Linked DNA regions of Homo sapiens: region 1 is linked to region 2. Evidence: read pairs that join two places in POLR2A ChIA-PET (ENCODE). Cell type or tissue: Panc1. All regions are shown on one strand. Links, peaks and the distances in the headings refer to the core of each region. The heading gives the core; the rest is flanking DNA.

The links. Peaks named below come from ENCODE experiments on the same cell type or tissue, not always from the same donor. Only the 100,000 strongest peaks of a DNase experiment are listed, where the experiment ranks them.
Region 1: POLR2A ChIA-PET joins it to region 2 with 12 read pairs; 2 of 35 experiments call an interaction of 5 or more read pairs at or near these places.

Annotation. Positions count from the first base shown.
Region 1 is chr6:110,904,503-110,920,673 of GRCh38, reverse strand. No RefSeq gene overlaps it. Among named protein-coding and RNA genes, the nearest start is that of AMD1, 38 kb to the right of the region's middle. In Panc1, for the core only: no CTCF peak of the experiment used is centred there; no DNase peak of the experiment used is centred there.
Region 2 is chr6:110,693,883-110,710,053 of GRCh38, reverse strand. All of the region lies in intron 2 of CDK19 (cyclin dependent kinase 19), which reads left to right. It also overlaps the pseudogene RPS20P18. Among named protein-coding and RNA genes, the nearest start is that of CDK19, 110 kb to the left of the region's middle. In Panc1, for the core only: no CTCF peak of the experiment used is centred there; a DNase peak (open chromatin) is centred at 9,363.

The sequences.
Region 1 (16,171 bases), core at 7,382-12,381, 210 kb before region 2:
GTGTCTAGCATTAGATATTGCAGTAGCAACTAGATGATCAGCCATTTGATTCCCTGCAGTCAAAGGTCCTGGAAGAGGTGTATGAGCCCTAATGTGAGTGATGTAAAAAGGGTGCATTCTACTCCTAACTGCTATTTGCAATTGGGTAAATAAAGTCATCAGTTATTCATCTGTATGAAATCGTAACTGAGCATTTTCAATTAACTGTGTGGAATGAACCACGTATGAAGAATCAGAAATCACATTAGTAGGCATATCAAAAGCAGTCAATACCTCAATTACAGCTACAAGCTCTGCTTTTTGAACTGAAGTATAGGGCGTCTGAAAAACTTTACCTTTCGAGCCAGAATAAGAAGCTTTACCATTACCAGACCCATCTGTAAAAACATTTTCAGCACCTTCAATTGGTTTAAATTTAGTTATTTTAGGGAGAATCCAATTAGTTAATTTCAAAAATTGAAATAATTTTGTTTTAGGGAAATGATTGAGAATACCCACAAAGTCAGCTAAATGGGTTTGCCAAGTAAGACTATTTATAAAAGCTTGCTGTATTTGTGCCCTTGTGAGAGGGACAATAATTTTTCCAGGATCATATCCATGTAATTTAACAATCTGAGTTCTCCCATTTCCTATCATAGTAGTGATTTGATCCAAATAAGGAGTTAGAGTTCGTGAATTAGTATGTGGAAGAAAAAGCTACTCTACAAGATCTTCCTCTTGAACAATAACACAAGTAGGTGAATGCTGAGTTGGAAAAGTTAGCAAATCTAGAGTCTTCTCTGGATCTATTCCATTTATTTGAGCTTTATCGACTTGCTTTTTGATTAGCTGCAGCTCTGCCTCAGCTTCTCTTGTTAATTGCTGAGGGCTAGTGAAACTAGGATCTCCTCTAAGGATAGAAAATAGATTACTCATGGCATAGGTAGGAATGCCTAGAGCAGATTGTATCCAATTAATGTCCCCTAGTAATTTTTGAAAGTCATTTAATGTTTTCAATTGATCCCTACATATGGTTACTTTCTGTGGCACAATGGTAGTGTCATTTACTAAGGTCCCCAAGTAGGAGTAAGGAGTAGTAGTCTGAATTTTGTCAGGAGCTATAATTAAACCAGCATGAGAAATCGAATTTTGCAAGTGATCATAACATTGGAGTAATATTTCCTGAGTGGGGGCAGCACAAAGTATATATCATCCATATAGTGAATAATTTAACACAGTGAAAATTTTTTACGAGTAGGTTCAATTGCTTGCCCTACATAAGTCTGGCAAATTGTTGGACTATTTAACATGCCTTGTGGCAACACTTTCCAATGAAAACGCTTAGCAGGCTGTAGGTTGTTTACTGCAGGAATTGTAAATGCAAACCGTTCACAGTCTTGCTCAGCTAAGGGGATAGTAAAGAAACAGTCTTAAATCTATGACTATTAAAGGCCAATTTTTTGGAATCATAGCAGGAGAAGGCAGTCCTGGCTGCAATGTCCCATTGGTTGTATAACTGAATTAATGGCTCATACATCAGTTAACATTCTCCATTTACCTGATTTTTTATTAATTACAAAAATTGGAGAATTCCAAGGGGAAAATATTGGAGCTATGTATCCTTTTTCTAATTGTTCATTAACTAAGTCCTCTAAAGCCTCCAGTTTCTCTTTACTTAGCGGTCATTGTTCTATCCAAATTGGCTTATCTGTTATCCAATTGGCTTATCTGTTAACCATTTAAAAGGTGTAGGTTCTAGAGGCTTAACAATGGCTGCCATCAAAAATGATATCCTCAACCTTGGCGGGAATTTTGTCTTTCCACTTGAAGTGGTTCCTTCAAACTTTGCAAATTTTTTCCTAGTCCCATACCATGGACATACCCCATTCATGCATCATATGTTGACTTTGAGGGCTATATAATTGCTCTGGAATTAAAACTTGTGCTCCCCATTGTTGTAATAAATCTCTCCCCCATAAATTTATAGGCACAGAAGTTACAATTGGTTGAATAGTCCCAAGTTGTCCATCAGGCCCTTCACAATGCAAAATATAACTACTTTGGTATACATCAGGGCCTTTACCAACTCCAACTATGTTAAATTGAGCGGGTTGAATTGGCCACGTGGACGGCCAGTGCTGTAGAGAAATGATTGAAATGTCCACTCCTGTATCTACCAAACCTTTAAATTTCTTTCCCTGAATAGTTATTTCATAGGTAGGATGTTTATCAGCAATTTGATTCACCCAGTAAGCTGCTTTGCCTTATTTATTTGTGCTTCCAAATCCTTCTGTTCGTTTAACTTCACTTTTCCCCATTTCCACATATGGCACAATCAGGAGCTCTCCTGGCTCTGCTTTCCAGGGAACAGAAGTAGATATAACAATTTGAATTTCCCCATTGTAATCTGAATCAATGATGAATTGATTTGTTATCTGAATCAATGATGAATTGATGAATTTCCCCATTGTAATCTGAATGTACTTGCACTCCTTTTAAATTTAAACTAGATCTACCTAGAAGTAATCATATCGTCCCTGCTGGCAAGGGTCCACAGACCCCCGTTGGAACTTTTTGTGGGGGTTCTCCACGTAGAAGGCTCACAGCTTTTGTGCAGCAAAAATCTACTGCAGCACTACTGGCTGTGGTGGGGGACAGGCATTGTACACAGGTGGGGGAATGGCCTGAGCTGGAAATGCCCCGGTTTGGAACGGGGCCCAGGACAGGCCCCTCATGGCATTTCCTGAAATCGAGTTCCCATCTTTATCAAACTTAGAGTGACACTGATTAGCCCAATGTTTTCCTTTTTTACACTTCGGGCATAGACCTGGTTCATACTGATTGATAGCTTGTTTAAATTCTTTGAGTAATTTAAAAGGAAAAGGCACAAATGTAGCTATAATATTTCCCTGTTGATCTGGGGGATGTATTCTAACAGGGAACTGCCAAGCCTCTAAATCACCCTCTCTTCTAGCTTACTGGATTCCTGCCTGAGTAGAACTGAAAGCGGTCACTCGAGGTGCTGCTCGAACAGTCACTGGGGCAACTACTTTTTGCCCAGTGTCCTCCAGAAAAGAAAGATCTGGAGGGTCAGGCCACTCTTTTTCTTCAAAATAATGAGAGGATGCAGAAGGGTAGGGATGAACCTCTTCCTCTTTTGCTGCTTTAGCTTTAGCTGGCAAACAAACCTGCTCTGTCACCTCTTCTGCTACTTCGTTATACTTTCCTTCCTCCTCATCATTAGTGTGAAAAGGTTCCAAGGTGGAATGAATCAGAGCCCACACTTGTCCCATTGTTACCCTGATGCTTCTGAGCTCCCTTTCTCACTCACCAGAGGGATTGCTTAGGAGTACTCAGGTGTCATCCAGCTTAGTTCCTTGTTCTCCAACTGTCGCTCTGGCAACCCTTCGACCCAGGTTCGAGCCCCACGTATGGGCACCATTTGCTGAGACTCGGTTGTGGAGACCCTAACCCTGTGGTGCTAGAGGAATTAAAGACACACACACAGAAATATAGAGTGTGGAGTGCGATCAGGGGGCTGACAGCCTTCAGAGCTGAGAGCCCCAAACAGAGTTTGACTCACATATTTATTGACGGCAAGCCAGTGATAAGCATTCTTTCTATAGATTAACTAAAAGTATTCCTTACGGGGAAACAAAGGGATGGGCCGAAACAAAGGGATGGGCTCTGGCTAGTTATCTGCAGCAGGAGAATGTCCTTAAGGCACAGATTGCTTATGCTATTGTTTGTGGTTTAAGAATGCCTTTAAGCGGTTTTCTGCCCTGTGTAGGCCAGGTGTTCCTTGCCCGCATTCCGGTAAACCCACAACCCTCAGTGTGGGCATCATGGCCATCATGAACATGTCACAGTGCTGCAGAGATTTTGTTTATGGCCAGTTTTGGGACCAGTTTATGGCCAGATTTGGGGGCCTGTTCCCAACATATGTGTGTGTGTGTATATATATATATATATATATATATATATATATATATATATATATATATATATTTTTTTTTTTTTTTTTTTTTTTTTTTTTTTTTGAGATGGAGTTTTGCTCCTGTTGCCCAGGCTGGAGTGCAGTGGTGCAATCTCAGCTCACTGGAACATCTGCCTCCCGGGTTCAAGACATTGTCCTGCCTCAGCCTCCCAAGTAACTGAAATTATAGACACCCACCACCATGCCTGGCTAATTTTTGTATTTTTAGTAGAGATGGAGTTTCATCATGTTGGCCAGGCTGATCTCAAACTCCTGACCTCAGACTCCCAAAGTGCAGGGATTACAGGCGTGAGCCACCATGCCTTGCCCAGAATTTTTAAAAACCACATTACTGAGGTATAACTGACACACAACAAATTACACATATGAAAAAGTGTACTACTTAATAAATTTGCATGTGTAAAGCTGTCACCACAATCAAGATAATAAACATATCCATCACCTCCCAAAGTTTTCTCCTGTATTTTTTTTTTTTTCTTCTTTTTTTTTTTTTAAATAGAGATGGATTCTTGCTCTGTTGCCCCAGCTGGTCTCAAACTCCTGGCCGCAAGTGTTCCTCCTGGCCTCCCAAAGTGTAGGAATTTACAGGTGTGAGCTGCTAAGTCCAGTGGCATACAGGAATCCATGTGATAAAATTGTATAGAACTAAAACAAGAATATAAGATCAAGGCCGGGCGTGGTGGCTCATGCCTGTAATCCCAGCACTTTGGGAAGCCAAGGCGGGCAGATCACCTGAGGTCGGGAGTTCGAGACCAGACTGACCAACACGGAGAAACCCCGTTTCCACTAAAAATACAAAATTAGCCGGGTGTGGTGACACATGCCTGTAATCCCAGCTACTAGGGAGGCTGAGGCAGGAGAATTGCTTAAACGTGGGAGGTGGAGGTTGCAGTGAGCTGAGATCACGCCATTGCACTCCAACCTGGGCAACAAAAGCAAAACTCCATCTTAAAAAAAAAAAAAAAAAGAATATAATATCAAAGGGCCAGACGTGGGGTGGGTGTGGTAGTGGCTCATGCCTGTAATCCCAGCACTTTGGAAGGCCGAGGTGGGTGGATCATTTGACGTCAGGAGTTGGAGACCATACTGACCCACATGGTGAAACCCTGCCTCTACTAAAAATACAAAAAAATTAGCCAGGTGTAGTGGCAGGTGCCTGTAATCCCAGCTACTTGGGAGGCTGAGGCAGGAGAATGGCTTGAACCTGGGAGGCACAGTGTGCAGTACGCTGAGATCTCACCTCTGCGCTCCAGCCTGAGCGACAGAGTGAGACTGTCTCAAAAAAAAAAAAGAGTATATGATCAGTAGATTGTATCAAGGTCAATATCCTGGTTGCGATGTTGTACTCTAGTTTTGTAAGATGTTAACATTGTGGGAAACTGGGTAAATGGTACAGAAGAGCTCTCTGTATTATTATTATTATTTTGAGACGGAGTTTCGTGCTTGTTGCCTAGGCTGGAGTGCAATGGCGCAATCTTGGCTCACTGCAACCGCCGCCTCCTGAGTTCAAGCAGTTCTCCCTCCTCAGCCTCCCAAGTAGCTGAGTTTACAGACATGTGCCACCATGCCTGGCCAATACTTTTTTTTTTTTTTTGAGACGGAGTTTTGCCCCTGTTGCCCAGGCTGGAGTGCAATGGCCCGCCTCCCAGATTCAAGCAATTCTCCTGCCTCAGCCTCCCGAGTAGCTGGGATTACAGGCACACACCATCACGCCCGGCTAATTTTGTCTTTTTAGTAGAGACTGGGTTTCACAATGTTGGTCAGGCTGGTCTTGAATTCCTGACCTCAGGTGATCCGCCCACCTCGGCCTCCCAAAGTGCTGGGATTACAGGTGTGATATTATTATTATTTTGAGACAGGGTCTCAGTCAGTTGCGCAGGCTAGCGTGCAGTGGTACAGTCATGGCTCCTGAAGCCTTGACCTCCCCTTCATATGATAAAGCCATTCTGTATTTTTTTTTTTTTTTTTTGGTAGAGTTGGGGTTTCACCATGTTGCCCAGGCTGGTCTCAAACTCCTGGACTCAAGCTATCTGCCTACCTTGGCCTTCCAAACTGCCTGGGATTACAGGCATAAGCCACTGTGCCTGTGAGACCCCATCTCTAAAAAAAAAAGAAAGATACAGAATGGCTTTGTCATCTTAAGGGTCTCATGTTGCCCTCTTTTAACTTCATCCACCTGCCTACCACACCCTTTATGTGAGTCTATTTCTTTTTCTTGCTGAGCAGTATTCCATTATGTGGATTATACCATGACTTGTTTATTCTTTACCTATTATTGACAGACTTTGGGTTGTTTCCAGAGTTCAACTATTACAAATAAAGCTGCTATAAACATTCATGTGCAAGTCTGTATATGAACATATACATTCATTTCTCTTGGTTAAATATCTAGGACTGGATTGGCTGGTTCATATGGTACATGTATTTTTAACTTTTTTTTTTTTTTTCTTGAGACAGAGTCTCGCACCGTCACCCAGGCTGGAGTCCAGTGGTGTGATCTCGCCTCACTGCAACCTCTGCCTCCCGGCTTCAAGCGATTCTCCTGCCTCAGCCTCCTGAGTAGCTGGGGTTACAGGTGCCCGCCACCATGCCCAGCTAATTTTTATATTTTTTAAATTAGAGACAGGGTTTCACCATGTTGGCCAGGCTGGTCTCAAACTCTGACCTCAAGTGATCCGCCCTCCTCGGCCTCCCAAAGTGCTGGGATAACAGGTGTGAGCCACTGCGCCTGGCCGTATTTTTAACTTTTTAAGAAACTGACAAACTCTAGTGGTTGTACCTACCAGCAGTGTATGAGAGGTCCAGTTCCAGTATATATTCTCTCCAACATGCCAGCCTTTTCTAAAAACATAGTTCTATTGAGATATAATTCACATACCATACAATTTGCACATTTAAAATAAAAAATTGGCTGGGTGCGGTGGCTCACACCTGTAATCCTAGCACTTTGGAAGGCTGAGGCGGGTGGATTGCCTGAGCTCAGAAGTTTGAGAGCAGCCTGGGCAGCACAGTGAAACCCCATCTCTACTAAAATAAAAAAAATTAGCCAGGTTTGTCAGTGTGTGCCTCTAGTCCCAGTTACTTGGGAGGCTGAGGCGGGAGAATTGCTAGAACCTGGGAGGCAGAGGTTGCAGTGAGCTGAGATTACACCACTGCACTCCAGCCTGGGCGCAGAGCAAGACTCTGTCTGTAAAAAAAATAATAATACAAAAAATAGCCGGATGCGGTGGCTCACACCTGTAATCCCAACACTTTGGGAGGCTGAGGCAGGTGGATCACCTGAGGTCAGGAGTTCAAGACCAGCCTGGCCAACTTGGTGAAACACTGTCTCTACTAAAAATACAAAAAATTAGCTGGGTGTGGTGGCGCGTTCCTGTAATCCCCGCTACTCGGGAGGCTGAGGCAGGAGAATCACTTGAACCTGGGAGGCAGAGGTTGCAGTGAGCCGAGATCACACCATTACACTCCAGCTTGGGCAACAAGAGCGCAACTCCATTTAAAAAAAAGAAAAAGTAAAACATTGTTTATTGTATTCGCAGAATTGTGCATCACTATAACCAATTTTAGAACATTTTAAAAAAGAAAACCCCCATACTATTTAGTGGTAACACCTCATTCTTCCCCCAGATCTTTTCCCCCTAGTCCTATGCACCCACTAATATACTTTCTCTCTGTGGATTTGCCTATTCTATACATTTTACATTAAACAGAATCATATGATACAAGGTCTTTTGTGACTTTCTTTCACTTAACATATTAGGTTTTCAGGGTTCATCCATGTTGTAACATGTAGCAGCACTTTATTTTTATTGCTGAATAATATTTAATTGTATGAGTATTTTGTTTATCCACTCATTAGCTGATGGACATTTGAGTTGATTCCACACTCCCATCTTTTAAATTGTAGCCCTTCTAATGGGTGTGTAGTGATAATCTCATTGTGGTTTAGTTTGTATTTCTCTAATTATTAATGATGCTATATGTCTGAAACCTATCTTACTTAGGTTTTTGAAAGATATTTTTGTTGGGTAAAGAATTCTATGTTGATGGCCGGGATCAGTGGCTCATGCCTGTAATCCCAGCACTTTGAGAGGCCAAGGTGGGAGGATTGCTTGAGCCCAGAAGCTCGAGACGAGCCTGGGCAACATGGCAAGACTCTGTCTCTACAAAAAAATAAAAATAAAAATAAATAAAAATTAGCCAGGTGTGGTGGCATGTGCCTGTGGTCCCAGCTACTCAGGAGGCTGAGGTAGGGAGGATTGGTTGAGTCTGGGAGGTCGAGGTTGCAGTGAGCCATGATTGGGCCTCTGCTCTCCAGCCTGGGTAAAAGAGCAAGGCTTTTTTTCTTTTTTTTTTTTTTTTTTGAGACAGAGTCTCACTCTGTTGCTCTGTCGCCCAGCCTGGAGTGCAGTGGTGCGATCTCGGCTCACTGCAACCTCCGCCTCCCGGGTTCAAGCGATTCTCCTGCTTCAGCCTCCCTAGTAGCTGGGACTACAGGCAGGTGCCACCACGCCTGGCTAATTTTTTGTATTTTTAGTAGAGATGGGGTTTCACCACGTTAGCCAGGATGGTCTCTATCTCCTGACCTCGTGATCCGCCCACCTCAGCCTCCCAAAATGCTGGTATTACAGGCATGATCTACCGCGCCTGGTTGGCTCTGCCTTAAAAATAATAATAATAATAATAATAATAACCAAACCACAAAGAGCAGGGCATGGTGGGGCTCACTTCTGAATCCCAGCACTTCTTTGGGAGAGTGAGGCAGGTAGATCCCTTGAGCCCTGGAGTTCAACCTTGAAGTGAGCCATGACTGAGCCAGTGCATTCCAGCCTGGGTTACAGAGTGAGACCCTCTTTTTTTTTTTTAAGATTCTGTCTCTTAAAAAAAACCAACATTGGTTAGAAATGAGCCATATCATGTTAGAAAGATATGTTGAAAGCCCTAGTGGTTCTTTTTTTTTTTTTAAACGCATCTCAAAATCAATAAAAGCAATTAAATCTACAAGGAAATGATAGTATTAACTAATATTTATAAAGTGCTTATAATCTGCCAACGACTGTGTTAAGCACTATACTTGAAATATTGCATTTAATACTCACAGTGTTTAAAGCAGGTGCAGTAAATAGTGCCTCTTCATTTTATCCTTCATTCATTTTAGACTTTTTGCAGATATCAAGGAAAATGAGGTTTAGTCAGCTTAAGATACTTGCCTGGCGGCCGGGTGCGGTGGCTCACGCCTGTAATCCCAGCACTTTGGGAGGCCGAGACGGGCGGATCACGAGGTCAGGAGATCGAGACCATCTTGGCTAACACGGTGAAACCCCGTTTCTACTAAAAATACAAAAAATTAGCCAGGCGTGTTGGCGGGCGCCTGTAGTCCCAACTACCTGGGAGGCTGAGGCAGGAGCATGGAGTGAACCCAGGAGGCGGAGCTTGCAGTGAGCTGAGATCACGCCACTGCACTCCAACCTGGGGGACACAGCAAGACTCCGTCTCAAAAAAAAAAAAAAAAAATACTTGCCTCAGGAAACACAGCTAATAATTATCAGAACCATGAATTGATCCAAGCCTGTCTCAATAGTTGAAGTTTTTTTTTGTTTTTTTTTGAGACAGAGCCTCTGTTTGTCGCCCAGGCTAGAGTGCAGTGGCGTGATCTCGGCTCACTGCAACCTCCGCCTCCCAGATTCAAGCAGTTCTCCTGCCTCAGCTTCCCGAATAGCTGGGATTACAGACGTGCGCCACCACGTCCAGCTAATTTTTGTATTTTTAATAGAGACGGAGTTTCGCCATGTTGGCAAAGCTGGTCTCCAGCTCCTGGCCTCAAATGATCTGCCCATCTCCGCCTCCCAAAGTTGTGGGGATTACAGGTGTGAGCCACCGTGCCTGGCTGCTGAGCTCTTATCTGTGTTAAAATGCTATAATTCCTGTCCTGTGATTTTTTTTCTTTCTTTTTTTTTAATTATACTTCAAGTTTTAGGGTACATGTGCACAACGTGCAGGTTTGTTACATATGTATACATATGCCATGTTGGTGTGCTGCACCCGTTAACTTGTCATTTACATTAGGTATATCTCCTAATGCTAGCCTTCCCCCCCATCTCACCCCAGGACAGGCCCCGGTGTGTGATATTCCCCATCCTGTGTCCAAGTGTTCTCATTGTTCAATTCCCTCCTATGAGTGAGAACATGTGGTGTTTGGTTTTCTGTCCTTGCAATAGTTTGCTCAGAATGATGGTTTATAGCTTCATCCATGTCCCTACAAAGGACATGAACTCATCATTTTTTATGGCTGCATAGTATTCCATGGTGTATATGTGCCACATTTTCTTTTCTTTTTTTTTTTTTTGAGACAGAGTCTCTCTCTGTCATCTAGGCTGGAGTGCAGTGGCGCGATCCTGGCTCACTGCAAGCTCTGCCTCCCGGGTTCATGCCATTCTCCTGCCTCAGCCTCCCAAGCAGCTGGGACTACAAGCGCCTGCCACCATGCCCAGCTAATTTTTTGTATTTTTAGCAGAGACGGGGTTTCACCATGTAAGCCAGGATAGTCTCGATCTCCTGACCTCGTGATCCGCCTGCCTCGTCCTCCCAAAGTCCTGGGATTATAGGTGTGAGTCACGGCGCCTGGCCGTGCCACATTTTCTTAATCCAGCCTATCATTGATGGATATTTGGGTTGGTTCCAAGTCTTTGCTATTGTGAATAGTGCCACAATAAACATATGTGTGCATGTGTCTTTATAGCAGCATGCTTTATAATCCTTTGGGTATATACCCAGTAATGGGATGGCTGGGTCAAATGGTATTTCTAGTTCTAGATCTTTGAGGAATTGCCACTGTCTTCCACAATAGTTGAACTAGTTTACAGTCCCATCAACAGTGTAAAAGCATTCCTGTCTCTCCACATCCTCTCCAGCACCTATTGTTTCCTGACATTTTAATGATTGCCATTCTAACTGGTGTGAGATGGTATCTCATTGTGGTTTTCATTTGCATTTCTCTGATAGCCAGTGATGATGAGCATTTTTTCATGTGTCTGTTGGCTGCATAAATGTCTTCTTTTGAGAAGTGTCTGTTCATATCCTTTGCCCACTTTTTGATGGGGTTGTTTGATTTTTTCTTGTAAATTTGTTTGAGTTCTTTGTAGATTCTGGATATTAGCCCTTTGTCAGATGGGTAGATTGTAAAAATTTTCTCCCATTCTGTAGGTTGCCTGTTCACTCTGATGGTAGTTTCTTTTGCTGTGCAGAAGCTCTTTAGTTTAATTAGATCCCATTTGTCAATTTTGGTTTTTGTTGCCATTGCTTTTGGTGTTTTAGTCATGAAGTCCTTGCCCATGCCTATGTCTTGAATAGTATTGCCTAGGTTTTCTTCTAGGGTTTTTATGGTTTTGGTCTAACATTTAAGTCTTTAATCTGTCTTGAATTAATTTTTGTGTAAGGTGTAAGGAAGGGATCCAGTTTCAGCTCTCTACATATGGCTAGCCAGTTTTCCCAGCACCATTTATTAAATAGGGAATCCTTTCTCCATTTCTTGTTTTTGTCAGGTTTGTCAAAGATCAGATGGTTGTAGATGTGTGGTATTATTTCTGAGGGCTCTGTTGTGTTCCATTGGTCTATATCTCTGTTTTGGTACGAGTACCATGCTGTTTTGGTTACTGTAGCCTTGTAGTATAGTTTGAAGTCATGTAGCGTGATGCCTCCAGCTTTGTTCTTTTGACTCAGGACTCTCTTGGCAATGCAGGCTCTTTTTTTGTTCCATATGAACTTTAAAGTAGTTTTTTCCAATTCCATGAAGAAAGTCATTGGTAGCTTGATGGGGATGGCATTGAATCTATAAAGTACCTTGGGCAGTATGGCCACTTTCACGATATTGATTCTTCCTATCCATGAGCATGGAATGTTCTTCCATTTGTTTGTGTCCTCTTTTATTTCATTGAGCAGTGGTTTGTAGTTCTCCTTGAAGAGGTCCTTCACATCCCTTGTAAGTTGGATTCCTAGGTATTTTATTCTCTTTGAAGCAATTGTGAATGGGAGTTCACTCATGATTTGGCTGTTTGTCTGTTATTGGTGTATAGGAATGCTTGTGATTTTTGCACACTGATTTTGTATCCTGAGACTTTGCTGAAGCTTGCTTATCTGCTTAAGGAGATTTTGGGATGAGATGATGGGGTTTTCTAAATATACAATCATGTCATCTGCAAACAGGGACAATTTGACTTCCTCTTTTCCTAACTGAATATCCTTTATTTCTTTCTCCTGCCTGATTGCCCTGGTCAGAAATTCCAACACTATGTTGAATAGGAGTGGTGAGAGAGGGCGTCCCTGTCTTGTGCCAGTTTTCAAAGGGAATGCTTCCAGTTTTTGCCCATTCAGTATGATATTGGCTGTGGGTTTGTCATAAATAGCTCTTATGATTTTGATATAGGTCCCATCAATACCTAGTTTATTGAGAGTTTTTAGCATGAAGGGCTGTTGAATTTTGTCGAAGGCCTTTTCTGCATTTATTGAGATAATCATGTGGTTTTTGTCTTTGGTTCTGTTTATATGATGGATTATGTTTATTGATTTGCATATGTTGAACTAGCCTTGCATCCTAGGGATGAAGCCAACTTGATTATGGTGGATAAGCTTTTTGATGTGCTGCTGGATTTGGTTTGCCAGTATTTTATTGAGGATTTTTGCATCGATGTTCAACAGGCATATTGGTCAAAAATTCTCTTTTTTTGTTGCGTCTCTGCCAGGCTTTGGTATCAGGATGATGTTGGCCTCATAAAATGAATTAGGGAGGATTCCCTCTTCTTCTATTGATTGGAAGAGTTTCAGAAGGAATGGTACCAGCTCCTCTTTGTATCTCTGGTAGAATTTGGCTGTGAATCCATCTGGTTCTGGACTTTTTTTGGTTGGTAGGCTATTAATTATTGCCTCAATTTCAGAACCTGCTATTCATCTATTCAGGGATTTAACTTCTTCCTGGTTTAGTCTTGGGAGGGTGTATGTGTCCAGGAATTTATCCATTTCTTCTAGATTTTCTAGTTTATTTGTGTAGAGGTGTTTTTAGTATTCTCTGTTGGCAGTTTGTATTTCTGTGGGATCGGTGGTGATATCTCCTTTATCATTTTTTATTGCATCTATTTGATTCTTCTCTCCTTTCTTCTTTGTTAGTCTTGCTAGCAGTCTATCAATTTTGTTGATGTTTTCAAAAAACCAGCTCCTGGATTCATTTATTTTTTTAAGGTTTTTTTGTGTCTCTATCTCCTTCAGTTCTGCTCTGATCTTAGTTATTTCTTGCCTTCTGCTAGTTTTTGAATGTGTTTGCTCTTGCTTCTCTAGTTCTTTTAGTTGTGATGTTAGGGTGTCAATTTTAGATCTTTCCCGCTTTCTCTTGTGGGTATTTAGTGTTATAAATTTCCCTCTACACACTGCTTTAAATGTGTCCCAGAGATTCTAGTATGTTGTGACTTTGTTCTCATTGGTTTCAAAGAACATCTTTATTTCTGCCTTCATTTCATTATTTACCCAGTAGTCATTCAGGAGCAGGTTGTTCAATTTCCATGTAGTTGAGCGATTTTGAGTGAGTTTCTTAATCCTGAGTTCTAGTTTAATTGCACTGTGGTCTGAGAGATAGTTTGTTATAATTTCTGTTCTTTGACATTTGCTGAGGAGTGCTTTACTTCCAACTATGTGGTCAATTTCGAAATAAGTGTGATGTGGTGCTGAGAAGAATGTATATTCTGTTGATTTGGGGTGGAGAGTTCTGTAGATGTCTATTAGGTCTGCTTGGTGCAGAGCTGAGTTCAATTCCTGGATATCCTTGTTAACTTTCTGTCTCATTGAACTGTCTAATGTTGACAGTGGGGTGTTAAAGTCTCCCATTATTATTGTGTGGGAGTCTAAGTCTCTTTGTAGGTTTCTAAGGAATTGCTTTATGAATCTGGGTGCTCCTGTATTGGGTGCATATATATTTAGGATAGTTAGCTCTTCTTGTTGAATTGATCCCTTTACCATTATTAATGGCCTTCTTTGTCTCTTTTGTTCTTTGTTGGTTTAAAGTCTGTTTTGTCAGAGACTAGGATTGCAATCCCTGCTTTTTTTTGTTTTCCATTTGCTTGGTAGATCTTCCTCCATCCCTTTATTTTGAGCCTATGTGTGTCTCTGCAAGTGAGATGGGTTTCCTGAATACAGCACACTGATGGGTCTTGACTCTTTATCCAATTTGCCAGTCTGTGTCTTTTAATTGAAACATTTAGCCCATTTACATTTAGGGTTAATAATGTTATGTGTAAATTTGATCCTGTCATTATGATGTTAGCTGGTTATTTTGCTCATTAGTTGATGCAGTTTCTTCCTAGCATCAACGGTCTTTACAATTTGGCATGTTTTTGCAGTGGCTGGTACCGGTTGTTCCTTTCCATGTTTAGTGCTTCCTTCAGGAGCTCTTGTAGGGCAGGCCTGGTGGTGACAAAATCTCTCAGCATTTGTTTGTCTGTAAAGGATTTTATTTCTCCTTCACTTATGAAGCTTAGTTTTGCTGGATATGAAATTCTGGGTTGAAAATTCTTTTCTTTAAGAATGTTGAATATTGGCCCCCACTCTCTTCTGGCTTGTAGAGTTTCTGCCAAGAGATCCGCTGTTAGTCTGATGGGCTTCCCTTTGTGGGTAACCCGACCTGTCTCTCTGGCTGCCCTTAACATTTTTTCCATCATTTCAACTTTGGTGAATTTGACAATTATGTGTCTTGGAGTTGCTCTTCTTGAGGAGTATCTTTGTGGCATTCTCTGTATTTCCTGAATTTGAATGTTGGCCTGCCTCGCTAGGTTGGGGAAGTTCTCCTGTATAATATCCTGAAGAGTGTTTTCCGACTTGGTTCCATTCTCCCCGTCACTTTCAGGTACACCAATCAGATGTAGATTTGGTCTTTTCACATACTCCCATGTTTCTTGGAGGCTTTGTTCGTTTCTTTTTACTCTTTTTTCTCTTAACTTCTCTTCTCGCTTCATTTCATTCATTTGATCTTCAGTCACTGATACCTTTTCTTCCACTTGATCAAATCAGCTACTGAAGCTTGTGCATGCATCACGTAGTTCTCGTGCCTTGGTTTTCAGCTCCATCAGGTCATTTAAGGACTTTTCGACACTGTTTATTCTAGTTAGCCATTCGTCTTTTTTCAAGGTTTTTATCTTCTTTGCGATGTGTTCGAACATCCTCCTTTAGCTCGGAGAAGTTGTTATTACCGATCGTCTGAAGCCTTCTTCTCTCAGCTCATCAAAGTCATTCTCCATCCAGCTTTGTTCCATTGCTGGTGAGGAGTTGCGTTCCTTTGGAGGAGAAGAGGTGCTCTGATTTTTAGAATTTTCAGCTTTTCTGCTCTGGTTTCTCCCCATCTTTAGGGTTTTACCTACCTTTGGTCTTTGATGATGGTGACGTGCAGATAGGGTTTTGGTGTAGATGTCCTGTTTGTTAGTGTTCCTTCTAACAGTCAGGACCCTCAGCTGCAAGTCTGTTGGAGTTTGCTGGAGGTCCACTCCAGACCCTGTTTGCCTGGGTATCACCAGCGGAGGCTGCAGAACAGCAAATATTGCAGAACAGCAGATGTTGCTGCCTGATCCTTCCTCTGGAAGCTTTGTCTCAGAGGGGCACCCAGCTGTATGAGGTGTCAGTTGGCCCCTACTGTGAGATGTCTCCCAGTTAGGCTACTCGGGGTCAGGGACCCACTTGAGGAGGCAGTCTGTCCATTCTCAGATCTCAAACTCCGTGCTGGGAGAACCACTACTCTCTTCAAAGCTGTCAGAAAGGGATGTTTAAGTTTGCAGAAGTTTCTGCTGCCTTTTGTTCAGATATGCTCTGCCCCCAGAGGTGGAGTCTACAGAGGCAGGCAGGCCTCCTTGAGCTGCAGTGGGCTCCACCCAGTCTGCTTTGTTTACCTATTCAAGCCTCAGCAATGGCAGACGCTGCTCCCCCAGCCTCGCTGTTGCCTTGCAGTTCAATCTCAGACTGCTGTGCTAGCAGTGAGCACAGCTCCGAGGGAGTGAGATCCTCCAAAGCAGGCGCGGGATATAATCTCCTGGTGTGCCGTTTGCTAAGACCGTTGGAAAAGCGCAGTATTAGGGTGGGAGTGTCCTGATTTTCCAGGTACTGTCTGTCATGGCTTCCTTTTGCTAGGAAAGGGAATTCCCTGACTCCTTGTGCTTTCCGGGTGAG
Region 2 (16,171 bases), core at 7,187-12,186:
TGTATATATTTTATTGACTGAAAAGAGGGAGTTTGAGTATGAAATTATAATTGATACTATAGTCTTTTTTGTGATGATAAATTTCTAAAGTCAAACCTATTTATTAGCTTGGGAAAATAATACATAGTGATATTCAGATGTGTCACTAACACATAGATGATTTGTGTATAAGAAGTTTTATTTTAATTTTATTAGGTTAGATTCTACCCTTGTATATATATTTTGATGGTGTGTAAACATTTCAAGAATACTACAGCTTCTTAAAGTAGGGTTTCTAGCATGATTGTGAATTAGAATTACATTAGAATTTCTATTTTTTAGTCTTTATTCATTCTGTAATTACATGTGGGTTGTTATTTATTATCTTGCAAATGTAAATGGAAAATACATTTTTCCTTTCTACCTCAAAGAAATTGCATTTCCATGACTAAAGATCCTGTAGAAAGTCTATTTGCTATTTACATAATAAATTTGTAACAGTTTGCTATTTCTTGCTTATTACATTGTGACCCTTAACTAAGGCAAACCTTTCTTTTTTTTTTTTTTTAATTATACTTTAAGTTCTGGAGTACATGTGTAGAATGTGCAGGTTTGTTACATAGGTATACATGTGCCATGGTGATTTGCTGCACCCATCAACTCGTCATCTACATTAGGTATTTCTCCTAATGCCATCCCTCCCCCAGCCCTCCACCCCTCGATAGGTGTTATTTCTGAGGCTTCTATTCTGTTCCATTCATCTGTATATCACACTCTGTTGAACAGGAGTGATGAGAGAGGGCATCCTTGCCTTGTGCCGGTTTTCAAAGGGAATGCTTCCAGTTTTCAGTATGATACTGGCTGTGGGTTTTTATAAATAGCTCTTATTATTTTGAGATACCATCAATACCTATTATTTTGAGGTTCCATCAATACCTAGTTTATTGAGGTTTTTAGTATGAAGGCCTTTTCTGCATCTATTGAGATAATAATGTGGTTTTTGTCATTGGTTCTGTTTATGTGATAGATTACATTTATTGATTTGCGTATGTTGAACCAGCCTTGCATCCCAAGGATGAAGCCGACTTGATCATGGTAGATAAGCTTTGGATAAGCTTTTTGATGTGCTGCTGGATTCGGTTAGGCAAACCTTTTCTAGGTGCTTATTTCTTAAGCAGATTTCAAATGGAAAAGTAAAGAGAGCCAGTTGAGATATCAAGTTGTTACTTAAAACCATTTGAAATGCCTATAAGCTTTAAAAGCTTTTACTTCTTAGTCCAAGGTGGTGAGTCATCTTTCACCCTCTTACCAGTTTTTTGCTGAAACACCCAAATGATAGAATGCAGAAGAATTTACATCACCCTTGCAAAATTAAAAAAAGTTTTCACTCACAGTGTCATGTTGAAGAGCTTTGGTAGAAAACAGTAAAGTAAGAGTAGAGGGAAGTTACACATCAGCCTGCCCATTGTTAGCCAGCACACTTGAGGGAAACTTGCTTAGAGGTTGGTCGGAGAGCCTGCCCTTCCATACAAACCTAGTAACATATGCAGGCTGGGAGCTGGGGCTGGAAACAAGAGTAGGAACAATGATGTCTGCAGGTAAAATCTCTGTAGGTAAAATCTCTATTCTCCTAGCCTAGGTGGAGCTATAGGGGGAGGGAACCAGCTCTCCAGTGCACATCCTATGTGCTGCAGCTGCAGGGTTAGCAGAAATCACTGTGGAGGGTGGCCTTCAGGAGTAGGATAGAGAGGGGCTCCAATATCAGGCTGAAGTGGGAGGCCATGCCCCAAGATTCAACAGTGATCTGCATGGTCTGGAACAGTGTGGACCAGCACCGTTGAATAGAACCCTTGGCAATGAGGGAAAGTATCTGTACTGTCCAGTGTGGTAGTCACTAGTCACAAGGGCTTTTGAACACTTGAAATGTAGCTAGAAACTGAATCAGTACCAAAAGCCTGAAAAGAGCGCTTTCCTCTTTTGGGTATTTTTATCTTAAGGAGTTAATCATGCAGATGTACACACTATTCATTATAGCATTGTTTATAATATTAAAAAACATACTATAATATTAGAGTAACATAAACATACTATTTATTTATTTTTGAGTCATAGTCTCACCGTGTCGCCCAGGCTGGAGTGCAGTGGCATGATCTCGTCTCACTGCAGCCTCTGCCTCCCGGGTTCAAGAGATTCACCTGCCTCAGCCTCCCAAGTAGCTGGGACTACAGGTGCCTGCCACCATGTCCAGCTAATTTTTGTATTTTTAGTAGACATGGGGTTTCACCATGTTGGCCAAGCTGCTCTCAAACTCCTGACCTCAGGTGATTTCACCTGCCTCAGCTTCCCAAAGTGTTGGGATTACAGGCATGAGCTGCTGCGCCTGGCTGAAATATACTATTTAAAGCAATTTCATACCCTGGCAGTGGAGTACTATGCAGCTGTTAAAACTGCTGTTGTAGATAGGTATTTGTTGACAGAAAAGTTGTTTACAATATGCTAAGTGAAAAAGGGCTGGTTACAAAACTATGTGGTTAGTGTGTTCCCATTTTTTAGTGAAAATATTGTATGTTTGTGTGCATATACAGATAGATGATATGATCTGTATCCTGGTAAAACACATCTTTGGATACAGGTATCCAGGTATCCAAAGATGTGTTTTAATGCCTGTTCTGCCATTTATTGGCTGTGTACTTAGCCTTTCAGCCTTCTCAGTTTTTTTGTTTTGTTTTGTTTGTTTTTGAGACAGAGGCTCCCTCTGTCACTCAGGCTGGAGTGCAGTGGTAAGATCTTGGCTCACTGTAGCCTCTGCCTTCCGGGTTCCAGTGGTTCTCTTGCCTCAACCTCCCAGGTAGCTGAGATTACAGGCATGTGTGACTACGCCTGGCTAATTTTTGTATTTTTAGTAGAGATGGGGTTTCACCATCGTCTCTACTAAAAGATTGTCATTGTTTGGCCAGGCTGGTCTCAAACTCCTGACCTCAGGTGATCGGCCTGCCTCAGCCTCCCAAAGTGCTAGGATTACAGGTGTGAGCCACCGTGCCCGGCTGCCTTCTCAGTTTTTTTTTTTTTTTTTTTAACTGTAAAAGAGAGATGTAAAAATAATGTCTTCTGGCCAGAACTGCCATCTTCCACTTTGCCAAATTGACAAAGGGAAAGAGGAGTAGCACTGCTATATTTTCTTTAAAAATATAGCCTTTTAGAAAACGTGGAGTTATTCCTTTGGCCACATACATGTGAATCTACAAGAAAGGTGATATTGTAGACATCAAGGGTATGGGTACTATTCAAAAATTTCAAACAGGAGTGTCCCACAATGTTACTCTGGCAAAACTGGAAGAGTCTATCAACAGTGTTACCCAGTGGGCCAGGCGCGGTGGCTCACGCTTGTAATCCCAGCACTTTGGGAGGCCGAGGCAGGTGGATCACAAGGTCAGGAGATCAAGACCATCCTGGCTAACATGGTGAAACCCTGTCTCCACTAAAAATAGAAAAATCAGCTGGGCGTGGTGGCAGGCGCCTGTAATCCCAGCTACTTAGGAGGCTGAGGCAGGAGAATGGCATGAACCTGGGAGGCGGAGCTTGCAGTGAGCTGAGATCACGCCACTGCACTCCAGCATGGGCGACAGAGCCAGACTCTGTCTCAAAAAAAAAAAAACAAACAAAAAAAAAACAACAGTGTTACCCAGCATGCTGTTGACATTGTTGTAAACAACAGGTTGGCTGGGCATGCACGGTGGCTCACTTCTGTAATCCTAGCACTTTGAGAGGCTGAGGCAGGTGGATCACCTGAGGTCAGGAGTTTGAGAGCAGCCTGGCCAACATGGTGAAACCCCTTCTCTCCTAAAAATACAAAAATTAGCTGGGTGTGGTGGTGGGCGCCTGTAATCCCAGCTACTCGGGAGGCTGACACAGAAGAATCACATCAACCCAGGAGGCAGAGGCTGCAGTAAGCAGAGATCACGCCATTGCACTCCAGCCTGGGCGACAGCAAGACTCCGTCTCAAAAACAAACAAACAAACAAGAAAACAAAACAGGTTAAGGTCCAGATTTTTTTTATTATTATTATTTTTATTTTTTATTATACTTTAAGTTCTGGGATACATGTGTAGAACGTGCAGGTTTATTACATAGGTATACATGTGCCATGGTGGTTTGCTGCACCCATCAACCCATCATCTACATCTGGTATTTCTCCTAATGCTATCCCTGCTCCCTACCCCTGACAAGCCCCAGTGTGTGATGTTCCCCTCCCTGTGGCTATATGTTCTCATTGTTCAACTCTCACTTATGAGTGGGAACATGTGGCATTTGGTTTCTGTTCCTGTGTTAATTTGCTGAGATATTTCTCTTAATACTGAAATTGTTATCTGTTTCCGCTTCTGGGAGGAAGGTAATCTTTCTTGGTTTTCATAACAATATCCTCTCCTGAGAGAAGGATGCTTCGCTTCTGTGAACGTACCTTCGGAGTCTGTGTAATCCTGTGCCTTAAATAGCTCTTTTTCAGACGCTTATAATGTTTTTATTTTCCAAAAGAGCTCTCTCCTGAATGCCCTTCCCATTTGCTCCCTTACAATGCTTCTGGGCAATCTCTTCTCTATGTTTATGACTCCCAAGTTCTTTACCTGCAGTTGAGCACTCTCTCCTGAGCTTCAGATCCAGATAACCAGGATCACTAACTGTATGCCCCATGAACATCTTGAGCTCATCACATCTGATACTAAAATCTACATTTCTGGCCAGGCGCAGTGGCTCACGCCTGTAATCCCAGCACTTACGGAGGCCGAGGCAGGTGGATCACCTGAGGTTGGGAGTTTGAGACCAGCCTGACCAACATGGAGAAACCCCGTCTCTACTAAAAATACAAAATTAGCCGGGCGTGGTGGCGCATGCCTGTAATCCCAGGTATTCGGGAGGCTGAGGCAGGAGAATTGCTTGAACCTGGTAGGCAGAGGCTGCGGTGAGCTGAGATTGTGCCATTGCTCCAGCCTGGGTGACAAGAGTGAAACTCCATCTCCAAAAAAAAAAAAAAAACTACATTTCTTCACACCTTAAACCTGTAATGCTTTTCCTTATCTCTAAATTGTACCACCATCTTTTTGGTTGCTTGTACCATCCTGGGTCATTTTCCCTCAGCCTATCAATTACTAAATCCTATTCACTCTTTCTTGCCCTCTTTTTATCTAACCCCTCCTTTCTATTTTTATTGCCATTGCCCATGCCAGGTCCTATTCTCCCTCCCTCCATCTCCCTCTCATTGCTTCCAGAATTAGCCTTGGCCTATGATCCCACAGTCCTGGGGCACGTGTAGATTACCTGAATCTATATAGTTGTAGAACACATGCCCTGAACAACTTTTGACTTCTGGGTTATATGAGAACTTAAAAAGATAACTAAAAAGATTTGTTGATATTGACTGCATTCATAACATGGAATGACTTTACACTTTACCAAATAGTTAATATAAGTGTATGTAAAAATAGGTTATGTATAAAAAAGATAAATAATACAAGAGATCATTTGCTGACTTCCAAATGAGTGGTATAGATAATCCCCATAGGGATTTGGAAGAGTGAGAGATCATTAAGAGTAATGGATTTAATGAATGGAAAGGAACAAAGGAAGTAAAAAGCAGACAAGGGTTGGTGGGGAGGAGGGGTGGAGAGTTGGATAAAAGGGAGAAAAAGATAATGTAAGGTAAGTAGTAAAGATACATGACATTGGGGTTCATGAAATTAAAAAAAGATAGGGCTTCCCAAGGCTGCTCTGACTGCAAAATACACAGTACATGGTTTGGTTGCTGTGTTAATGAAAATAAAGTCTTTTGATTTCATACTCCACTAGTCCTTTAATTTTACTTAATTATTGACTGAACTATGTTCCCAATCCTGGCTAGTCATTTTGGAGTTATCTGTCTTGACCAAACAGGAGATTGGGCAATAGATTGTGTTGTAATCAGAACAAACACATCCTTTGACACCAAAAACAACAACTTAAAATGCATGCCCTGATTATTGTTGTATGTATATTTGAACTATGTGGTCTTCTGTCAATATTCTGGAATTTTCAGATAGCCTAGCATTTTAAAAATTTATTATTTTGGTGACCTCTTCATAGGTAAACACTCTAACTTTAATTTCAAGCTTATCTATTCCAAAGACATGAATGTGTATAATTTATAATGTGGGACTATTCTAAATATATGTATATAGGTTCATTTTTAATTTTTATTTTTTAGAAACAGGGTCTTGCTCTGTCAATGAGGCTAGAGTGCAGTGGTGTGATCATAGCTCACTGCAGCCTTGAACTTCTGGGTTCAAGCAATCCTCCCACTTCAGCCTCCCGAGTTGCTGGGACTACAGGTGCATGCCACCATACCTGGCTAATTTAAAATTTTTTTGTAGAGACAAGGTCTCCCTGTGTTGTCAAGGCTGGTTTTTAATGCCTGGGCTCAAGTAGTCCTCCTTATTTGGCCTGGTAAAGTGCTGGGACTAGATGTGTGAACCACTGTGCCTGGCAGGTTCATTTTTTCAGTTTCATTCAAATCAGTGTATGTTGTATAGCTGTCCTTTTAGAGTTTTGCCTCTGAATTTTCAGAAATTATGTATTTTCTCCATTATCATTTCAATTAATAGTATTTTTTGAAATTGGTCATACTAAGAATTGACATATAAAAACTCCATTTAACATAAAATCATTCTTGGTTTTGAAATATTAATTATAACATAATTAATATATTTCCCTAAGCACCCTATTCAAAGTACTGCTAACATAATATCTTAGAGCAGTGGTTTTCAAACTTTGAGTCAGCTTGCCTATTCTTGGTCTGGCTCTTTCTTGCTCATAATCTATGATGTGCACTGGTGTTTTCAATTATTTTCTATTTTAGTCCAGTTCAGGTTATTTCACTTGCCGGGGGTAGGGTGGGGGAAATGCTGGTTTCAACTGAATAGATGGATTTCATGATTCACTAATGGGTCATAAGATGCAGTTTGAAAAACAATACCTTAGAGTAGACTTTTACAAAAAATAATTTGAAAAATACAGAGCAACATAAAGTAGCAAACCAAATTTGATTCACCAGTTAACTCCTGTTGACATTTCAGAAATAGAAATATATGCATAATAAGAATTCAAACAATATCACAATTGCTATTTGTTATATTAATACAGAAAGATACAAAATGAAAAATGTTAAACCTTTGTCTTCTTTAACACCTGGTCATTCTGCACAAAAGTAGCTAGTAAAAATGGCTTCTTATAATGACGTTTTTTGTGCATGTACCATTACATATGTATCTTTTAAAAATACCAAAGAGATAGATATATATATTCTTTTCCATCTTTATCACTTAATATTATGTCTTAGTGATCTTTCCATATCGACAATACAGATCTTATTTTTTTAACCCCCAAGTCAAAGGTCATTTTTTAAATTTATTTTTATTTTTGGTCAGAGTCTTTCTCTGTCTCCCAGGCTAAAGTGCAGTGATGCGATCATGGCTCACTGCAGCCTCAAACTCCTGGGCCCAAGCAATCTTCCCATTTTAGCCTCTCAAGTTAACTAGGACTACAGGTACATGCCAACACACTTGGCTAATATTTTTAATTTTAATTTTTTTTTTTGGTAGAGCTGGGGTTTTACTATGTTGCCCGGGCTGCAGTGCAGTGGCACAGTCACAACTCTGTAGCCTCAACCACCCAGGCTCAAGCAGTTGTCCAGCCTCAGCCTCCTGAGTAGCTAAGACTACAGGTATGAGCAACCATGCCCAGCTAATTAATTTTTTATATTTTGTAGAGATGAGGTCTCACTATGTTGTCCAGTCTGGTCTCAAAATCCTGGGCTCAAGCAATCCTCCTACCTTTGCCTCCCAAAGTGCTGGAATTACAGGCATGAGCCACCTGGCCTCTTATTTATTTTTATTTTTATTTTTTTGAGACAGAATCTTGCTCAGTCACCCAGGCTGGAGTATAGTAGAACAATCTCGGCTCACTGCAACCTCCACCTGCCGGGTTCAAGTGATTCTTCTGCCTCAGCCTCCCGAGTAGCTGGGACTACAGGTGTGTGCCACCATGCCTGGCTACTTTTTGTATTTTTAGTAGAGATGAGGTTTCACTGTGTTAGCCAAGCTGGTCTCGAACTCCTGACCTTGTGATCCACCTGCCCCGGCCTCCCAAAGTGCTGGGATTACAGGCGTGAGCCACCGTGCCTGGCCCATCCACCTGGCCTCTTATTGCATTCTTTTTTAATGGCTATATAATATTCCACTGTAGGGATGGACTTTAATTTCTTCAACCAGTTCCTTATTGATGCTGTCTGGATGCTCTTAAGCTTTAAAATTTTTCCCAATCTGATCAGTGAAAAATATGTCTCCATTGCTTCAATTTGCATTCTTCAGTTGAGATAGTCATATTGTTAGATAATTTTTGACTATTTTAATTTATATTTATTTTTGTGAAATGTCTGTTCGTATTCTCTGCGCATTGGACTCTGAAGGGTTTTCTATTTTTCTTTTTTTTTTTTTGAGACAGAGTCTTGCTCTGTTGCCCAGGCTGGAGTGCAGTGGTGCAATCTCGGCTCACTGCAGCCTCTGCTTCCCGGGTTCACGCCATTCTCCTGCCTCAGTTTCCCAAGTAGCTATAACTACTGGCGCCCGCCACCATGCTCGGCTAATTTTTTTTTTTTTTTTGTATTTTTAGTAGAGATGGGGTTTCACTGTGTTAGCCAGGATGGTCTCAATCTCCTGACCTCGTGATCTGCCCACTTTGGCCTCCCAAAGTGCTGGGATTACAGGCTTGAGCCACCACGCCCGGCTCCATTTTTCTTTTTCTTTTTTCTTTAACAACTGGTAATTAATTAATTAATTTTTTTTGAGATGGAGTCTCGCTCTGTCACCCAGGCTAGAGTGCAGTGGCACGATCTCGGCTCACTGCAACCTCCGCCTCTCAGGTTCTAGGAATTCTCCTGCCTCAGCCTCCCGAGTAGCTGGGACTACAGGCGCCTGCCACCACGCCTGGCTAAGTTTTTATTTTTAGTAGAGACGGGGTTTCACCATCTTGGCCAGGCTGGTCTCGAACTCCTGACCTTGTGATCCATCCGCCTTGGCCTCCCAAAGTGCTGGGATTACAGGCATGAGCCACCGCGCCCGGCCAATTAATTTATTAAAATAGTTGACTTAAACATCTGCATTGGTGACTTCAGAATCGATTCCTGGCGCAACACTGATGGAAATAATCTGCTTGACAATCTTGGAAGGACTGTGCAAGTCAGTGAGTCACTTTTGGATTCTCATCTGGAAACCATCCCAGTGCCTTAGAACTTTCACCACAAGGAGTTTTTCTTGTAGTGATTTTCAGAGTCTTGGTAGGCATACAGACTGGTCCTTTTACTTGAGATTTTTAAACTTTTTGCCTGTGATCAAGTCAGCACACACCTTCTCCAGGGGTTTTATTCTAATTCCATGAACCACCACCCCTGGCTCCACAGCTGTTTTTCTGGTATCTTTAAAGGCCATGGATGTGGCACAGCTTCCTTACTGACCTGTTCCTCAGTGAGAGTGAACAGCATTGAGTCATGAGCGGGAGTGGCAGACCAGAGCTCTCCAGCACCTGTGACCACATCTTTCTCAAAAAAAAAAGCTGAATTTTATAAGCTCTATAAGCTAGCAGTCCCCAACCTTTTTGGCACCAGGGACTGGTTTTGTGGAGACAATTTTTTCACATACCGGGGTTCGGGGGATGCTTTCTGGATGATTCAAACACATTACATTTATTATGCACTTTATTTCTATTATTACTACATTGTAACATATAATGAAATAATTATACATCTCACCATAGTGTGTAATCAGTGGGAACTCTGAACTTGTTTTCCTGCAACAAGATGATTCTATCTGGGGGTACTGGGAGACAGTGACAGATCATCAAGCATTAGATTCTCATAAAGAGTGCACAGCCCACATCCCTTGCACATGCAGTTCATAATGGGGTTCGTGGTCCTATGAGAATCTAATGCTGCTGCTTATCTGACAGGAGATAGAGCTCAGGTGGTAATGTGAGCAGTGGGGAGCAGCTGTAAATACAGATGAAGCTTCGCTTACTTACCTGCTGCCCACCTCCTGCTGTGTGGCTTGTTCCTAACAGGCCATGAGCCAGTATGGGTCCATGGCCCAGGGGTTAGGGACCCCTGCTGTAAGTCAGCAAATTAGCCGTCTACTTTCTTATGACTTGATGATTTCCAAACATTTTGTTAGCTTTTTGACTTTGTTCAGGATGTATTTTCTGTACAAGATAGTTCTGTAGTCAAATTTATTGACCCTTTTCTTGTGTATTATATTTTTAATATTTTAAAAATTTGAATAGCTTGTGGGGTACAAGTAGTTTTTGGTTACATGGATGAATTATATAGTGGTGAATTTTGAGATTTTTAGTGCACCTCATACCCGAGTAGTGTACATTATAACCAATATATAGTTCTTTATCTCCTCCCACCCTCCCTTCTTCTGAATCTCCAATATCCATTATAACACTTTGAATACTTTTGTGTATCCATAGCTTAGCTCCCACCATATGGTATTTGGTTTGCCATTCCTGAGTTATTTCACTTAAAATAATGGCCTCCAGCTTCATCCATGCTTTTTTTTTTTTTTTTTGAGACGAAGTCTTACTCTCTTGCCCGAGCTGGAATGAAGTGGCATGATCTTGGCTCACTGCAACCTCCGCCTCCTGTGTTCAAGCAGTTCTCCTGCCTCGGCCTCCCATGTAGCTAGGATTACAGACATGCACCACCACAACCAGCTAATTTTTGTATTTTTAGTAGAGACAGGGTTTCACCATGTTGTCGAGGCTGGTCTTGAACTCCTGACCTCAGGTGATCCACCTGCCTTGGCCTCCCAGAGTGCTGGGATTACAGGTGTGAGCCACTGTGCCCAGCCCCAAGTTTCTGAAAAGACATTATTTCATTCTTTTTTATGACTGAGTAGTATTTCATGGTGTATATATACCACTTTTTTTTTTTTTTTTTGAGACAGGGTCTCACTTTGTCACCCAGGCTGGAGTGCAGTGGCATGAACATGGCTCACTGCAGCCTCGACCTCCTGGGCCCAAGCAATCCTCCCACCTCAACCCCCTAACATACAGGTATGTGCCACTATGCCTGGCTAATTTTTTGTAGAGATGGGGTTTTATCATCTTGCCCAGGTCAGTCCTGAGCTCCGGAAATCTGCCCACCTTGGCTTCCCAAAGTGCGGGGATTTCAGGTGTGAGCCACTGCACCTGGCTATCTACCACATTTTCTTTATCCACTCATTGGTTAATGAGCACTTAGGTTGGTTCCATATCTTTGCAGTTGTGGATTGTGCTGTGATAAACATATGTATGCAGCTGCCTTTGATATAATGACTTCTTTTTCTTTGGGTAGACACCTGGTAGTGGGATTGCTGGATTGAATGGTGGATCTATGCTTAGTTCTTTAAGAATTTTCCATACTGTTTTCCATAGAGGTTGTACTCATTTACATTCCAACCAGCAGTGTTAAGTATTCCCTTTTCACCATATCCACAACAACATCTATTGTTTTTTGGCTTTCTTAATGGCCATTCTTGCAGAAGTAAGGTGGTATCTCATTGTGGTCTTCATTTTCATTTCCCTGATGATTAGTGATGTTGAGCATTTTTTTCATATATTTATTGACCATTTGTATATCTTCTTTTGAGAAATGTCTGTCATTTGCCCACTTTTTGATGGAATTATTTGTTTTTTTTTTCTTGCTGATTTGTTTGAGTTCCTTGTAGATTCTGGATATTAGTCCTTTGTTGGATGCATAGTTTGCAAATATTTTCTCCCATTCTGTGGGTTGTTTACTCGTGATTATTTCTTTTGCTGTGCAGGTACTTGTTAGTTTAATCAGGTCCCATTTGTTTATTTTTGCTTTTTTTACATTTGCTTTTGGGCTTTTAGTCATGAATTCTTTGCCTATTCCAATGTCCAGAAGGGTTTTTTTAAGGTTATCTTCTATAATTTTTATGGTTTCATGCCTTAGAGTTAAGTCTTTGATCCATCTTCAGTTGATTTCTGTATAAGGTAAGAGATGAGGATCCAGTTTCATCTTCTACCTGTGGCTTGTGAATTATCCCAGCACTTTTTGTTGAATAGGGTGTCCTTTCCCCACTTTATATTTTTGTTTGCTTTGTCGAAGATCAGTTGACTGTAAGTATTTGGCTTTATTTCTGGGTTCTCTATTCTGTTCTGTTGGTCTGTGTGCCTATTTTTATGCCAGTACCATGCTGTTCTGGTAACTATAGCCTTGTAGTATAGTTTGAAATTGGGTAATGTGATGCCTCCAGCTTTGTTCTTTTTGCCTAGTCTTGCTTTGGCTATGTGGGCTCTTTTTTCATTCCATATTAATTTTAGGATTGCTTTTTTTTTTTAGTTCTGTGAAGAATGATGACGGTATTTTCATGGGAATTGCATTGAATTTATGGATCGCTTTTGGCAATATGGTCATCTACACAATATTGATTCTACCCACCCATAAGCAGGGGATGTGTTTCCATTTGTTCATGTCATCTATGACTTCTTTCAGCAGTGTTTTGTAGTTTTCCTTGTGGAGAGCTTTCACCTCCTTGGTTAGGTATATTTCTCCCTTGGTTAGCTATATTCCTAAGTATTTTTATTTTATTTTTTTGCAGCTGTTATAAAAGGGGTTGAGTTCTTGCTTTCATTCTCAGCTTGGTCACTGTTGGTGCATAGCAGTGCTACTAATTTGTGTACATTGATCTTGTAATTTGAAACTTTATTGAATTTATTTTTTTATTTTTATTTATATTTATTTAATTTATTTATTTTGAGACAGAGTTTCGCTCTTGTTGCCCGGGCTGGAGTGCAATGGCTCAATCTCAGCTCACTGTAACCTCCGCCTCCCGGGTTCAAGCAATTCTGCCTCAGCCTCCTGAGTAGCTGGGATTATGGGCACCCACCACCATGCCCAGCTTATTGTTTGTATTTTTTTTTTTTTTTTGAGATGGAGTTTCGCTCTGTCACCCAGGCTGAAGTGCAATGGCGTGATCTCAGTTCACTGCAACCTCCACCTCCTGGATTCAAGCAATTCTCCTGCCTCAGCCTCTCGAGTAGCTGGGATTACAGGTGCTCACCACCACACCTGGCTAATTTTTGTATTTTTAGAAGAGACGGGGTTTTGCCATGTTGCCCAGGCTGGTCTCAAACTCCCGGCCTCAAGTGATCCGCCCCACCCTCAGCCTCCCAAAGTGCTGGGATTACAGGCATGAGCCACTGCGCCTGACAATTTTTTGTATCTTTAGTAGAGGCGAGGTTTTGCCATGTTGGCCAGGCTGGTCTCGAAATCCTGGCCTCAGGTGATCCGCCTGCCTCAGCTTCCCAAAGTGCTGGGATTACAGACGTGAGCCACCACACCCGGCCTAGTGAATTTATCAGATCTGGGAGCTTTTTGGATGCATCTTTAGGGTTTTCTAGGTATACAATCATATCAGCAAGCAGCGACACTTTGACCTCCTTTTTACCAATGTGGATGCCCTTTCTTTCTTTCTCTTGTCTGATTGCTCTGGCTAGGACTTCCAATACTGTGTTGAATAGAAGTGGGGAAAGTGGGTATCCTTGTCTTGTTCCAGTTTTCAGTGGAAATGCTTTCAACTTTTCCTCATTCAGTATCATGTTGCCTGTGGGTTTGTCATAGATGCCTTTTATTACCTTAAGCTATGTTCCTTCTATGCTGATTTTGTTGGTGGTTTTAATCCTAAAGGGATACTGGATTTTTTCAAATGCTTTTTCTGCATCTATTGACATGATCATATCATTTTTGTTTTTAACTATGATTATGTGATGTATCACATTTATTGGCTTGCATATGTTAAACCATCCCTGTATCACTGTTATGAACCCACTTGATCATGGTGTATTATCTTTTCGATATGCTGTTAGATTTGGTTAGCTAGTATTTTGTTGAGGATGTTTGCATTTGTGTTCATCAGGAATATTGGTCAGTGGTTTTCTTTTTTCAATATATCCTTTCTTGGTTTTGATATTAGAGTGATATTGGCTTCATAGAATGATTTAGGGACGATTTCCTCTTTGTCTATCTTTTGTAATAGTTTCAGTAAGATTGGTACCAATTCTTCTTTGAATGTCTGATAGAATTCAGCTGTGAATCCATCTGGTCCTGGACTTTTTTTGTTGGTAGTTTTTTTTTTAATTACTATTTTAATCTCAGTACTTGTTATTGGTCTGTTCAGAGTTTCTATTTCTTCCCAAGTTAATCTAGGAGGGTTGTATATTTTCAGGAATTTACCCATATCCTCTAGGTTTTCTACTTTGTGCGCATAAAGGTGTTCATAGTAGCCTTGAATAATCTTTTGTATTTCTGTGGTATCGGTTGTAATATCTCCAGTTTCATTTCTAATTGAGCTTATTTCGATCTTCTCTCTTCTTTTCTTGGTTAATCTTGCTAATGGTCTATCAATTTTGTTTATCTTTTCAAAGAACCAGTTGTTTCATTGATCTATTGTAAATTTTTTTGTTTCAATTTTATTTAGTTCTGTTCTAATCTTTATTTGTTTTCTTCTGCTAACTTTGGGTTTAGTTTGTCCTTGTTTCTCTAGCTCCTTGAGGTGTGACTTTAGGTTGTCAGTTTGTGATTTTTTCAGACATTTTTAGGCATTTAATGCTATGAATGTCCCTTTTAGCAGTGCTTTTTCTGTATCCCAGAGGTTTTGCTAGGTTGTGTCACTATTATCGTTCAGTTGAAAGAATTTTTAAATTTTCATCTTGATTTCATTGTTGACCCAAAGGTCATTCAGGAGCAGATTATTTAATTTCCATGTATTTGTATAGTTTTGAGGCTTCCTTTTGGAATTAATTTCCAATTTCCTTTCTCCTTTCCTTTCTTCTTTCCTTTCCCCTTTCCCCTTTCCCCTTTACCCTTTCTCCTTTCCTTGTCCTACTCTCTGGCTCAGACTGGAGTGCAGTGGCGCCATCTCAGTTCACTGCAACCTCTGTGTCCTGGGTTAAAGTGATTCTTCTGCCTCAGCCTCCTGAGTAGCTAAGATTACAGGCACCTGCCACCATGCTTGGCTAATTTTTCTATTTTTAGTAGAGATGGGGTTTTGCCATGTTGGCCAGGCTAGTCTCGAACTCTTCACCTCAGGTGATCTGCCTGCCTTGGCCTCCCAAAGTGCTGGGATTACAGCCATAAGCCACCATGCCCAGCCAATTTCCAATTTTATTTTACCATGTTCTGAGAGAGTGCTTGATATAATTTCGATTTCCTTAAATTTACTGACACTTTTTTGGGGCCTATCATATGGTCTGTCTTGGAGAATGTTCCATGTGCTAATGAAAAGAACGTATTCTCCGCAGTTGTTGGGTAGAATGTTCTGTAAATATCTGTTAAGTCCATTTGTTCTAGGGTATAGTTAAAGTCCCTTGTTTCTTTGTTGACTTTCTGTCTTGTCTAGTGCTGTCAGTGGAGTATTGAGGTCCCCCACTATTACTGTGTTGCCATCTATCTCATTTCTTAGGTCTAGTAGTAATTTTATAAATTTGGGAGCTCCAGTGTTAGGTGCATATATCTTTAGGATTGTGATACTTTTCTGTTGGACCGATCCTTTTATCATTATATAATGTCCGTCTTTGTCTTTTTAAACTGTTGTTGCTTTAAAGTCTGTGTTGTCTGATATAAGAATAGCTATTCCTGCTGGCTTCTAGTTTCCTTTTGCATGGAAACATAGTTTCCTTTTGCATATCTTTTTCTACTGCTTTACTTTAAGCTTATGTGAGGCCTTATGTGTTAGGTGAGTCTCTTGAAGACAGCAGATACTTGGTTGGTGGGTTTTTATGCATTCTGTCATCCTGTATCTTTCAAGTGGAGCATTTCAGCCATTTACATTCAACATTAGTATGGAGATGTGAGTTACTGTTCCATTCATCATGCTAGTTGTTGCCTGAACACCTTGTTTTTTTTTTTTTTTTCATTGTGTTATTGTTTTGTAGGCCCTGTGAGATTTATGCTATGAGGAGGTTCTATTTTGGTGTATTTTGAGGTTTTTGTTTCAAGATTTAGAACTCCTATTAGCATTTATTGTAGTGCTTGCTTGGTAGTGGCGAATTCACTCAGCAATTGCTTGTTTGAAAAATACTTTATCTCCCCTTCATTTATGGATA